2 separate regions of the Homo sapiens genome follow, and region 1 is linked to region 2. Evidence: read pairs that join two places in POLR2A ChIA-PET (ENCODE). Cell type or tissue: PC-9. All regions are shown on one strand. Each heading gives the region's core, and the rest is flanking DNA. Links, peaks and the distances in the headings are about the cores only.

Evidence for each region. ChIA-PET counts read pairs that join two places held together with the same protein. Peaks named below come from ENCODE experiments on the same cell type or tissue, not always from the same donor. Only the 100,000 strongest peaks of a DNase experiment are listed, where the experiment ranks them.
Region 1: POLR2A ChIA-PET joins it to region 2 with 18 read pairs; 6 of 35 experiments call an interaction of 5 or more read pairs at or near these places.

Annotation. Positions count from the first base shown.
Region 1 is chr18:9,110,511-9,119,316 of GRCh38, forward strand. NDUFV2 (NADH:ubiquinone oxidoreductase core subunit V2) reads left to right here. Exons shown (of 8, transcript NM_021074.5): 2 at 7,328-7,393. Among named protein-coding and RNA genes, the nearest start is that of NDUFV2, 12 kb to the left of the region's middle. RefSeq lists an enhancer at 3,138-3,387. In PC-9, for the core only: no CTCF peak of the experiment used is centred there; no DNase peak of the experiment used is centred there; H3K4me3 peaks cover 752 bases; H3K27ac peaks cover 3,290 bases.
Region 2 is chr18:9,208,573-9,213,572 of GRCh38, forward strand. It overlaps ANKRD12 (ankyrin repeat domain 12), which reads left to right. Exons shown (of 13, transcript NM_015208.5): 5 at 85-231; 6 at 3,012-3,212. Among named protein-coding and RNA genes, the nearest start is that of ANKRD12, 74 kb to the left of the region's middle. In PC-9, for the core only: no CTCF peak of the experiment used is centred there; no DNase peak of the experiment used is centred there.

The sequences.
Region 1 (8,806 bases), core at 1,858-6,857, 96 kb before region 2:
TACTTACTACTTTTTTGAGACAGGGTCTCACTCTGTCTCCCAGGCTTGGGTGCAGTGCATGATCATGGCTCGCTGCAACCTCAACCTCTTGGGCGCAAGCGATGCTCCCACCTCAGCCTCTCAAGTGGCTGGGACTACAGGCATGTGCCACCATGCCTGGCTAACTTTTGTATTTTTTGTAGAGACAGGGTTTCACCATGTTGCCCACGCTGATATCAAACCCCTGGCTTCAAGCGATCTATGGGGCTTGGCTTTCCAAAGTTCTGGGATTATGGGTGTGAGCCACCGTGTCTGGCCAGCTTCTTTTATTTTATAAACATTATCTCAGCCCTTCTTATACAACTTTGAAGAGGTCGACTTCGGACTTTGAAATTAAGTTGCTCAAATGTTATGCTAGTGTGTATACGTTCAGGTTTTTTGCAGGAATAGAAGAGAAGGGTGGCAAGGATTAAAAAAAGATTAAATAACTTGCATCTTTCTCTCTTAACAGGAGCATTGTAAGCCAAGGAGGCAGGGCTTTTCATTTCTTATCTGCCTGCCTGTATATATGGAGGCCTGATTTTCTTCCTTAAACTCCTTGGTTTCTTAGACCTACTATGTTCTTTTAAAGCTTTGATGTCATCAAACAGTCAGGTGGCTAATAATAAGGTCATGGCCTTTGTAATCATCTGGCCCTAGGATCTAACATAATTTCTGCCAATAATTAGTGATGTGACCTAACCTTGAGAAGTTTTCATAACTCATTTAAATTTCTGGGAATAATACCCACCTTGCAGGAAACTTTAAGAATTAAATAATGTGTAAAAAGCTTAGTGCCTGACACATAGTACTTCTAATAATAATAGCTAATGATAGCCAACACTAATACAGTACTTACCATCTGCCAAGCAGAATATTAAGCACTTTACATGAAGTACATCTTTTTTTTTTCCCCCCGAGACAGAGTCTCACTCTGTTGCCCAGGCTGGAGTGCTGTGGCACGAGCTGGGCTCACTGCAACCTCTGCATCCTGAGTTCAAGCGATTCTCCTGCCTCAGCCTCCTGGTTAGCTGGGATTACAGGCACGTGCCACCACGCCCAGCTAATTTTTGTATTTTTAGTAGGGATGGGGTCTCATCATGTTGGCTAGGCTGGTCTCGAACTCATGACCTCAGGTGATCCGTCCGCCTCAGCCTCCTAAAGTGATGGGATTACAGGCATGAGCTACTGTGCCCGGCCTGAAGTACATCTTTTAATGCTCTCAAGAACCCTATGAAGTACATGCCGTTATTTTTCTGTTTTTATAAATGAGGAAACAGGCTCTAGAGCTGAGCTTTTAGCCATTTTGCTATATTGTCTCTCCATACATAGGATATTTATGGAATATTAGATAACAGTGATACATCCCACCTTCAGAGGTGCTAGAATGTGGAAAATGTGTTTATTAGAAATGATGAAATTGACATTTCATATACTAGAACGTGTTTGGTGTTGGTCATCTTTTACACCACACTCAGCATCAGAAGGGTTTTTTTTTTTTTTTTTTTGATAGAGAATCTCGCTCTGTCGCCCAGGCAGGAATGCAGTGGCTCGATCTCAGCTCACTGCAACCTCCACCTCCTGGGTTCAAGCAATTCTCCTGTCTCAGCCTCCCAAGTAGCTGGGACTACAGGTGTGCGCCACCACACGCGGTGAATTTTTGTATTTTTAGTAGAGATGGGGTTTCACCATATTGGCCAGGCTGATCTCGAACTCCTGACTTTGTGATCTGCCCACCTTGGCCTCCCAAAGTGCTGGGTTTACAGACGTGAGCCACTGCGCCTGGCCAGAAGGATGGTACTTTTAAAATTAGTTTGGTGATATTAGACAGGATGTTTTGGATTGAGAAAAAGGGATCAGCCAGAAGACTTACAGTAATGCACAGACATGAAATAATGTCTGAAATAGTGGTGATAGTAAGACAGGGAAAGAACTAAAGACTTCATTGGGTTTTTTTGTTTGTTTTTGTTTTGAGACAGGGTCTCACTTTGTCACCCAGACTGGAGTGCAGTGGTGTGATCTCAGCTCACTGCAACCTTCACCTCCCAGGTTCAGGCGATTCTCCCACCTCAGCCTCCTGAGTAGCTGGGACTACAGGTGTGCGCCACCACACCCGGCCAATTTTTGTATTTTTTGGTAGAGATGCAGTTTCACCACGTTGGCCAGGCTGGTCTTGAACTCCTGACCTCAAGTGATACGCTTGCCTTGGCCTCCCAAAGTGCTGGGATTACAGGCATGAGCCACTGTACCCGGCCCTTCATTGGTTTTTAAAAGTTTAAATGTAATACATATAATGGCAAAAAATTCAAACAGTAAGCAAGGCTACATATTATAGTATATATACATAACAGTACAGAGTAGGGATACAAGAATATGTATTATGATAAAAAATATATGTTGCATATATTATATATGTTAACCCATGATACATCCCACCTTCTAACTTTCCACATTCTAACACCTCTGAAAGTGGGATGTATCACTGTTATCTAATATTCCATAAATACTCTACATATGGAGAGACAATACAACAAAACAGTTAAAAGCTCAGCTCCAGAGCCTGTTTCCTCATTTGTAAAAACAGAATAATAACAGTATGTACTTCATAGGTACATAGGTACTTGATAGGTATTTAATGCTTCTTGAGAGCATTAAGAGATGTATTTCATGGAAAGTGTTTAATATTCTGCCTGGCAGTAAAGACTAAATTTTCTTCCCACTCCAGATCTTGATTCCTCTCCTTAGAGACAGCAGCTGTTACTGGTTTCTTTTATGATGTCTCTGTTGAGATATTTTGATAGAAAAAGCAGTAAAAAATGGAAACTGGCACATTTCTAGATTTTATTGACTTTCTTAAGAACTTTGACAGATCTGAAATTTTACCCCATTTGTAAGCTAACAAGTTAACCTGCCTCAGTTTCATGGATGCTGGCAGGAGGCAGCATCCTGGGTCAGTAGGCAGCATGAACTTCATGTCAGTTCCCTTTGACATTCATATCTCACGGTAAGGGAGGAGACCACCCCTCATATTGTCTTATGCCCAATTTCTGCCTCCAAAAAAAGAAGAAGTAAAAACTAAAAGGCAGAAATGAAATCCACAAGCAGATAGCCCGGTGCCACACCCTGGGCCTGGTAAAGATCAACCCCTGACCTAATTGGTTATTTATAGATTACAGACATTGTATAGAAAAGCACTGTGAAAATCCCTGTCCTGTTCTGTTCCATTCTACCCCCTGCTTGCTCAATCGATCACGACCCTCCCAAACAGACCCCCTTAGAGTTGTGAGCCCCTAAAAGGGACAGGAATTGCTCACTTGGGGAGCTCGGTTGTTGGAGACAAGAGTCTTGCCGAAGCTCCCGGCTGAATAAAGCCCTTCCTTCTCAGTGTCTGAGGGGTTTTGTCTGTGGCTTGTCCTGCTACAATGGGAGTGACATGGAACAGCCTAGGTGAGTGCTGTGCATCACTGCTAAGGGACCTTGAGCTTGGGAAACCCTGTCTGTAAGAAAACTCACTCAACTTTTGCCCCAGGAGAAGGTATTTTATACAAAAATAATAGAAAAGATGGTCTTAAACAAAAGCTGTTCAGTGCTGCTGCTCACCAAATGCACAAACCTAAGACCCATGGAAATCTTTCTACCAGCCTATTTCTTCCTCCTTCCCCACTTTCTTTAACTAAAAGAGAAATTTATGAATTAATTTCAGTGGAGAAGTAGATGGTTTTTTAACCATCAAATACATTATAATTTTACTAGAAAAAGTATAAGCATTATACATATGGATATAAAGAAAAAATAATTATGTGCAAATGCAAGAATATTGGCAGTATGTTGTGTTTGACAGTAACTCTTTGATAAAGTCAACTAACAGCACAATTTTTTAAAAATAGGTGTAGTTTTAAAATGCAGTTGTTTGGATCTTTTTTTTTTTTTTTTTTTTAGTTATTAAATGTTTTATCCTTGTGTCAGTTAAGCAGGTGATAATGCTTTACAGGTTATATAGTACTTTCAGAGAAACTTTACTTAAATCTCAAAATAGTCCAATAAGAAGATAACCCTGTTTTATAGGTACAGAAATTGAGGCTTAAAAAAAAATTAAGTGAGTTGTTCTAGGTCAGATGTTAGTAAGTGGCAGAATGGTAATCTAAACCCAAGGCCTCAACAACTACAAAAAATCTGAAAGTCTGTTTTTTTCCTAGAGTTTAGCTACTTTATCCTGACCCTTCTCAATCAGTAGTCTGTCTTCAACGATTTGGACTTCAAACCACTTTTAGAAATATGTCTGTGAACTCATGTGCGTATCCAGAGCTTTACAAGTCAGCAAGAGAATGCCTCAGAATAGATTTTCCAATATGTAGCAACATAAGCCTAAAGAATAATTTTCAAGATTATCTCTATATTTTTATTTTAAGTAAAAGTACATGACAGATCCTGGATTAATGAGAAAGGGATCAAATATTAATCCAAAATGGAAGCTATTTTAATTTAGACATTTGGTGGTATTTAATTTGATATACAAGGAGGTTAGAAGGAGAAATAGGTTTTACAATAGAGATAAGTTTTTCTTATACCTGCTGAGTGTTTTATTTTAAGTAGGATTTTTTTGGCCAGTTAATCCATGCTAATAGGAAATTTGGAAAATAGAGAAAAATATAAAAAATGTAAAATAAGAGTCCCTTATTTCATTAACATCGTAATAAGAGATAAGCACTTTTAATTATTTATGGCCTTCTAGTCTTTTAATCAGTGTCTGTATTTAATGTAATTGGGATGATAATTTATGCATTTTTGTTTTTTTTGTTTTGTTTAACCCTGATTCCAGTTTCTACATGATTATTTTTACGACATATTTTTGTTAGCTACATAACGTTCTAGTGTCAGAATTATTAGTATTTAGTTAAAACCTGCTCAGATTGGGTTTTTAGGTTGTGTTTTTGCTGCAATAAACATAATAGGAACAACATGTTTTCATGTAAAGCTTTATCCTCATTTTGTACTGCAGGAAAAATACCTAGGTTAGAATTACTAAATTAAAAAATGGACACTTGGGGCCAGGCGCAGTGGCTTACGCCTGTAATTCCACCACTTTGGGGAGCTGAGGCGGGCAGATCACTTGACATCGAGAGTTCAAGACCAGCCTGACCAACATGGAGAAACCCCGTCTCTACTAAAAATACAAAAAATTATCCAGACGTAGTGGCACATGCCTGTAATCTCAGCTACTTGGGAGGCTGAGGTAGGAGAATCGCTTGAACCCGGGAGGCAGAGGTTGTGGTGAGCCGAGATCATGCCATTGAACTCCAGCCTGGGCAACAAGAGCGAAACTCCGTCTCCAAAAAAAAAAAAAGACACTTATTTAGGCTTTCCATATATCATGGTAATTTGCTTTCTAAAAGGCTATATGAATTTTTAAGTGTGCTTGTTTCTCTATATGCTCAACAGAATGGAATGCTATCTTAAAAGAAAAAAGATACTTGGTAGTTTGATAACTAGTAATGTTATTTTAAGTTGTATGTTTTTAGTTACTAGTAAGCAGTTTGAATTCTGTGAAACTTTTGTTCATGATCTTTACTCATTTTTTAAGTGCATTTATGATCTCTTCAGGCTATTAGCCTCTTGTCATCAAATGTGTGTAAGATTTAAGACTCATCACTGTCAAGTTAATGGATGAGTTCTCAGAGGCAAAGGCTTTATAGAGAAAAGAAGATAGGAGTGTGAACTGAGCCCTGAGGACAGCCTGCAAGGAGTGGATAAAAAGCCAATAAACAGAAAATGTTAGTGTTCAGAAATTAGGAGAAGACTGAATACTTTCCCTACTCTTAAAATTAATCCTTTTATTATAAGTATACAGTCTTTTCTCTCAGAATTTAGTTAAGTAACTCACTGATGTTACTCAAAAATTGTTACTCGATTAAAAAAATTTTCTGAGCTAAGATGACAGTGACTGTCTTCTAAATTTTAGTTTCAGTTAATTTTTCAAAACAAAACCAACACAATCAAAGCCCCCTTGTGCACCTCTGACTGTATCCCTCCCTGCCTTCCAATTATCCTGAAATTGATATTTATCACTCCCATCTTTTGTACGTGTGTCTCACATCCTGTACCTTAGTCTTTTCTTGTTAATTAAAGCAGATGTTCCATGTAAACTTATTTATTAATATTTCTTCAACTGAAATATCATTTGGACCTAGGGTAAAGTTAAATATACTATTGTGTTATATTACTCCGTTTACTTTCTTCTATGTTTGCCTTTGAATTGTCCAACTCTTTGCTAGTTCCATGCTTGGTTTAACCCAGCCAGTGTTCTGCCGTCTGTGGTTAGTAGAACTCAGAAATTGGAGGAATCCAGAACAGTAGTTGAAATACTTGGGGGCGGGGGACAGGGTAGGAGTGGAGGGTAGGAGCAAGAGGGCAAAGAGAAATGAAATGCAGCTGAGAGAATAATCAGATTCCTTCCAAAGCAACTGAACATTGTCAGTCCGCATAGCATCATAAATAGCTTTCTGAAACTACTTTTTTTTTTTTTTTTGAGACGGAGCCTTGCTCTGCTGCTCAGGCTGGAGTGCGGTGGCGCGATCTCGGCTCACTGCAACCTCTGCCTCCCAGGTTCAGGCGATTCTCCTGCCTAAGCCTCCCGAGTAGCTGGGACTACCAGCGTGCGCCACCACGCCCAGCTAATTTTTGTGTTCTTAGTAGAGATGGGGTTTTACCATGTTGGCCAGGATGGTCTCGATCTCTTGACCTCGTGATCTCCTTGCCTTAGCCTCCCAAAGTGCTGGGATTACAGGCATGAACCACCACACCCGGCCAGAAACTACTTTTTACGGCTGGAGTTTCAGAACTAATTTAGTAAAGGATTGAAAAGGAAGGAGGATACAGTTGACTCATTTGTACAGAGTATATGACTCATTTGTACAGAATGAAAACATGTTTATGAAGGTTCACACTAAGTGAAAGCTGGCATCCAAGTTGATTCAGACAAAAGTGAAAGTCAAGAAGTTAATAGTACATTAATTCTCCAAATGCATGCCAGCAGAGCGTGGCAGGAAGGTACACAAGTCAGCAGATCTGGGTTGTCCTGGTTCTCCTATTGACTCGTGTGTGTGATGTTAGGTGGGTGAATCTTGGCTTTGAATCTCCATTTGTAAAATAACTCTCCTGAAATAGAGATGGATAGGGTAGAATACCATATTTCTTAAGATCTTTTATAAGTTGATTCCATTGTTGTAAATTATGAATCCTAAAGTATTTCTTTATGAAAAATTTTTTAAGGCTATGATTTACTAAACTTTCTTAAAATTTTAAATTTTAGGGAAGACATGTAAGGAATTTGCATAAGACAGTTATGCAAAATGGAGCTGGAGGAGCTTTATTTGTGGTAAGTAATTACTTAGATTTCTTTGGAAAGAAAAGACTTGGAAATTGGGGTAAATCCATTGTAAAAATCCAAAATATCTTAAATACCATTGTCTTTGATATATGATGGTCATCGTGAGAATTTACATACAGCTAATTGAATTTACTACATTTCAAAAGATGTTGGTTCCAGTTGAACCTCATGAGTTTAAATTAGTATCAGGAAAACTCTGGGAATAAGAATTTATTTCCAGTGAAATTACTGTGTGAGCCCTAACCTGATTCTCATCACACTTTGGGTTCTCAGTCATGTTGGCTTACTGAGAGTTTGGAGATTGTAACTTGTTGAATCCCAAAATGACACTAGTTTGAAACTCATGGATTTTAGTAATGTAGTAACTAGATTAGCAGCTGGTCTTTATATTTTTAGTTTCCGGAGTTTTAACTATAAATAGAAGTCTGTGAACTCCCCAGATTAGTTGCACAATTTGGAAAGGATAAGATATTATATCTCCCTTTTCTGACAAGGTGCTGTTTTCAGGGATTAATCTAGTATAAAGGCAATATAGTGGACTTGTGTGATGATTTAGAGTTAGTGGTGTAAGAAGTAGCTTCCTGCTATATATCAAGCATCAAATTGGCCACATATTTGAGATCATTGTCCAGAGTGTCTGTTTTCTTTCCTCTTTTGGCTTATGTCCTTTAAAAAGCAGAACTCCGAGAGTTAACATATCAAGAGATTCATTTCTGTATTCACCACACATACATAACATTAATTGATCGTAAGTGTTAATCTCAGTGTGACTCATTTGATTTCCTGTTGACATGCCATTTCTTGTCAGTTTTTGAAGAGGGCCTGCTTCTGCTCTTTTAAGAAGAGATAAAGCTTCTTGCTGTTGGCTATTATGGAAAACGTGGGAAAGAGATGGTGCTGTTTTTTTTTTTTTTTTTTTTTTTTTAAGATGGTCCTTTTGTACCCTCCTAAAGTAATGGGTCTTAACCCTTTTGGATCCCAGATCCCTTTGACAATCTGATAACCTTGCTTTTGGGAAAATACACATATGTTCACATTTAAAATTTTGTGTTTTAATTTCATAAAGGCTTCCAATAATTGGTAATGTTTTGGTAATTCTATCAGAAGATCTTACTCTCTAATGAAGCTGGATAACACTTTTTGTTGTTTGGGTTTTTTTGGTCCTAAAGGTACTTCTCTTATTCTTTAAATGGTCCTTTGTAAATTTTTAAATTCTGCTAACTTTACTTTGGTAATCATACTTATCAAATGTGTGTTTAGACATTCTTTTTGATGGAAGGATAGGGTGGTATATATCATGTTGGAATTAAAATGGAGAGATTAAACAATAAGTAATAGTATAGTAATGTACAGTGTCATTCACACTTGAGAGAATTTGGATAAGTCTGAAAAACTGTTTTT
Region 2 (5,000 bases), core at 1-5,000:
GCATCTATCAAAAAATTCATCTTAAACTTGCTTTTGAGTACTTGGATTTGTTTCAAATTCTTACATATTTGTTAATAATTCCAGAGAAAGAAGGTCCAGAAAAGAAGAAGACAAAAAAGGAAGCTGGAAATAAGAAATCCACACCAGTTAGCATTCTTTTTGGTTATCCACTCTCTGAGCGAAAACAGATGGCACTTCTTATGCAGATGACAGCAAGAGACAACAGTCCAGGTGATACCTACCATCATTGAGTTAATGTGTATCCCTAGTTTTCCTCAGGCAACTGTAGTCTCGTCTTAACAATTATTTTAACTACTTTTAATTTTTATTCTTTCTTGGATTTAATCAGAATTACTTGTAAGTCAGTGGTAATTTTATGATTATTTGTGTGACAGTTTATCATCTGTATCCTCTGCTAAAGTAGAAGCTATACAAGAGTAGGGCTCTTTACACCATGTGTAATCCATGTTTTATTAAGATCTAAATTTTTTTATAAGGAAAAATGTCAGCAGTATATTAACAGTCATTTTATATTTCATGTCACATTTCCAGCTAAGGTGTTGTGCCACATGTATGTATGTTTATTTATATACTGTGTTCTCCAAAAATAATTGATGATGACTTACCAGCAGGACAAAAACAAAAAGGGAACAAACCAAACAACATGGTAATTTATAAAAGGGAGCTAAAAAGGTAGATAAAATCCAGGCAACTGGCCTGAGATAGTTATTACTATTCACATCCTGGCAGCTAAAAGTACAAAAGAAAATTTTTGAGTTACATAGTTCTCATTGACTGATTCAAGAAAGTAAATCACTTTTGTCTGGAGAAAATTTCTTTTGGCCCTGAATTCAAAGCAATTTTATGTAAGACTCTGGGTTACGTAACAGTCCATGTTGAAATGCATTGAAAAAGATAATTTTTCAGTGAGTTTTTCCTGTATTGCCTCTTTTTAAAAAACGGGATGACATGGTTAAATTCTTAAGAGTTTCTAAATATTATAATTTCAAAGCATGAGCGTATCTAATATCTGTCACTGCTAAAAAAATGTTTTAGGGCTTCCTGCTTTTAAAAATAGAGTACGTTGTGGTTACTCACTCCTACCTTTTCCACCTCCAACATGGGAAAGTCTGTGACCAAATTAAAGTCATTTTGCCATGTAAAAACTTTGACTGTTTCTGTAAAATTTTGACTTTGACTTTAAGTCTGATTTAATATTTTAAATGGAAAGACATTTATTAAAACTGATTTTTTAAAATAGCGTGAACCTTTGTCCTTAAAGTAAATTAAAAGACCAACAGACAAAAAGTAAAAGTCTTTCATCTCCAATCACCTCCCCTCAAGAGGTGACCACTGTTAACAGTTTCTTATCTTTATTTATGTAGCTTTTCTAGGCATAAACTTACAAATACGTATCTTTTGTTATGGGTTAATTTTTTTTTCTTTTTTAGTATAAATAGGAGTACACTATAATACTGTTCTGCAGTTGGTCTTTTTAAGGGTGATTCTTAGTCAACTCTCTATTAATATGTATAGAATTAGAATGGAAAACTTTTGAAATATCAAGCAGTTTGCCATCATACAGATATACTTGGAGTTTGTGGTTGTTTTATTCATTAGATAAGTCTTTAGATTTTAAGAAATTCAGCAAGCAAATTCTCTTCACAAATAATTTGACTATAAGGATTACATTAAAATTTATTCATTCAACAAATATTTCTTGAATACCGCTGTGGTATATGAGAAGTCTTCTAAGCAGTGATGAGTAAGATAGATAAGGCCCTTTTCTTTGGGAGTGTAAATTTCTAGAAAAACTTCTGTAGGAAACTATTACCGAGACAATGTACTTTAAAATCCAAAAGGTAGGGCCGGGCATGGTAGCTCGAGCCTGTAATCCCAGCACTTTGGGAGGCTGAGGCAGGCAGATCACTTGAGGCCAGGAGTTTGAGACCAGCCTGGCCAACATGGTGAAACCCTGTCTCTACTAAAAAATACAAAAATCAGCCGGGCATGGTGGCACACGCCCGTAATCCAGCCACTCGGGAGGCTGAGGTGGAAGAATTTCATTTCTTGAACCCGGGAGGTAGAGGTTGCAGTGAGCCTAGATCAAACTACCACGCTCCAGCCTGGGCAACAGAGTGAGACTCTGTCTCAAAAAAAAAAAAAATCCAAAAGATGAACCTTACACTTTTTTTTTTTATTGAGGAAAGGATGGTATTGCCTTAGAGCTCTAATCGTGTCAGGTTTTAAACTGGTAAAAATTATTTTCCATATATTTCTTTTCTCTTAGAGCAGTTCCTTTTATATAGTTGTAAATTTTCAGAATTAATTAACACTGTATATATGTCTTGAATCCTTAATTAAGAAACCAGTTTTTGTTTTTTTGTAGTTTTGAAATTGGAGAGGAGACTTTGGGCATCATCTAATTTAACTTTTTTTTTTTAAATATAGAAACTAGAACAAATATCAAAATATGAGAATCAAGGCAAAGCAGTTTTTAAAGGCCCTTTTCCAGACTACCCTTATTTTTTGTAGCTCTTCTCTTTCATTTTCATAGTAAAATCGTTATGACCTTGATTTGCACATAATATAAGAACAGAAGAACTCCAATGCTTTGTCTGAGTCAGAAGTGTGGACTCCAGCCTTCAATTTCACTTCCTCTAGGTCTTAGAATAATAGCATAACATACCTAGGAAAAATGTTTCATAGTTCATCACATCATTCATTAAGGAAACATTTTAGAGTACGTATTTGATACTTTATCATTTTAAACCAATTTTATGAATTGACAAAACATTTTTTTTAATTGGCTAATGATATTTGATAACCCTGAAGGGAAGATCTCTGTGTATTTGGGTCATTAACGGATCATCCAAGTCAAGGTTTAGGTTGTTAGGGTGAGAAGGCATTCCTTGTGTTTCAGGAGATTAGCATATTACCAATAAAAACATTTAAATAAGTATACAGAATATTTAGCCTAGAACTTCTGCTAACTTTCTTCTTTCTTACAGATTCCACACCAAATCATCCATCACAAACAACGCCTGCCCAAAAGAAAACTCCCAGTTCTTCATCTCGACAGAAAGATAAAGTTAATAAAAGAAATGAACGTGGTGAAACTCCTTTACACATGGCTGCTATTCGAGGAGATGTGAAACAAGTTAAAGAATTAATAAGTTTAGGGGCAAATGTGAATGTGAAAGATTTTGCAGGTAAGACTAGTAATTCAATACCTACTATTCAGGCACTAAAATTTAAACAGATCCTGGTTACAATTTAATCTACATTCTTTTATTCATTTTGCTGAAATGAAAGAGTTCTAAAAATACTCTTTATTACAAAACTTTTGGAGTTCGTACATAAAACCCCTGATTTCTACTACAATTCCATGTCAATAATTACTCATATTTTTATATACTAAACTTATACTTTAGTTGACATATTACTTGCTGTATAGTTCTTTATCCAAGTTAGGTTTTGCCCTAGATGAATTTGAGTTATATGTTTTCAAAGTAGTTGATTCATTCATAAGTATTTTAAGAACATTTATTAACTTGAACCATGAGGACTGTAAGAGTGTGGTGTTATTACTTTCATTTTCATTATTCAAGTAGCATACCAGTACATTCTTGCTGTAAATAATTCAACAGTAAAAGTATGTAGGGAACAATTCAAAAATTTTCTTTAATTTCACATACTGCACAACCCTACCCTCCCTCCCACACAGGTTCTTTCTCTTCCATAGAACTATGGTTAACGCTTAGGAGGTTACTCATTCAGTTCATTTTTATTATATATGTATAAAGCAAATACTTACTTATATATTGGCTTTTTAAAGTGAAATCATTCCATCTGTATCAATCTGTAGTTCTGCAACCTGCCTTAATGTCTTACAGATATTTCTATATATTCTTACAGTATATATAGGTAGGCCTACTCCATTAATTTTTAATAGCTGCATAATATTTTCTGGTATAGCATTCCGTAGGCAACACTGTAGTAAATACCTATATAGAAACATCTTTGTGTATATTTATGGAAGTATTTCAGTAGAAGTGAAATTGCTAAATCAATGGAGATACATGTTTTAGATTTTTGAAATAATGGAAATTGCCCCCCCCAAAATTCTGTATCAATTCATACTACCATCAAGAGTATATAAAAGAGCCATTTTCCTCATATCTTCAGTAAAACTGGATATTATCAACTTTTAATTATTAACAATCTGAAGAATGAAAAAAATCTTAATTTGGATTTTCATGATCAGTAGTGATGGTAAACATTTCTTATGTTTATTATAAACTTATGTGTATTTTATGAATTGTTAGATCCACTCCTTTGCTCATTTTCTTTTGGTTTAGTCCTGTTTTTAATCTACAAGAGCCTTTATTTAGTCTAGATTTTCTCTATCAAATATGTAAAGATTTTCACAGTCTGTGGCTTAGGTTGAATACACTCTCATTACAGTGTTTATTGTACTACAGTTTTCATCTTTTATGTATCATATCAATTGAGCTTTATGGGTTCTTGGTTTGGTATTTTATTTAAGAAGGCCTTGTCTTTCTCTGTATCATAAAACTATTCCTATATTTTCTGTTTTTCAAATTTGGTTTCTGTTTTGTTTTTACATGTAGCCCTATTATAATACACCTGGAATTTATGTCTTTATTTGCTGTGAGTGGGGAATGGTGTGATATACAGTATCTACCTTAAAGAGTGAGACTTAAAATGCATGGCATTTATTCTAGAGGAAAACTTGACATTATTTATCAGAAACCTAAAAAATATTTCTTTCATCTGACAATTCCACTCTCAAGGATTTATTTTAAATAGTTAATCATGGATGTACATGAAGATTTAGTTGTAAGGATACTTGTTACAGCATTGTTTCTAATTAAAAACTAGCAACAATCTGTATCCTTAGTAATAGGAACTCGTTGAAGGAAATTATGGTATATTTGATTAGTACAATACTATGTTGTAGAAAAGTATAATGACAT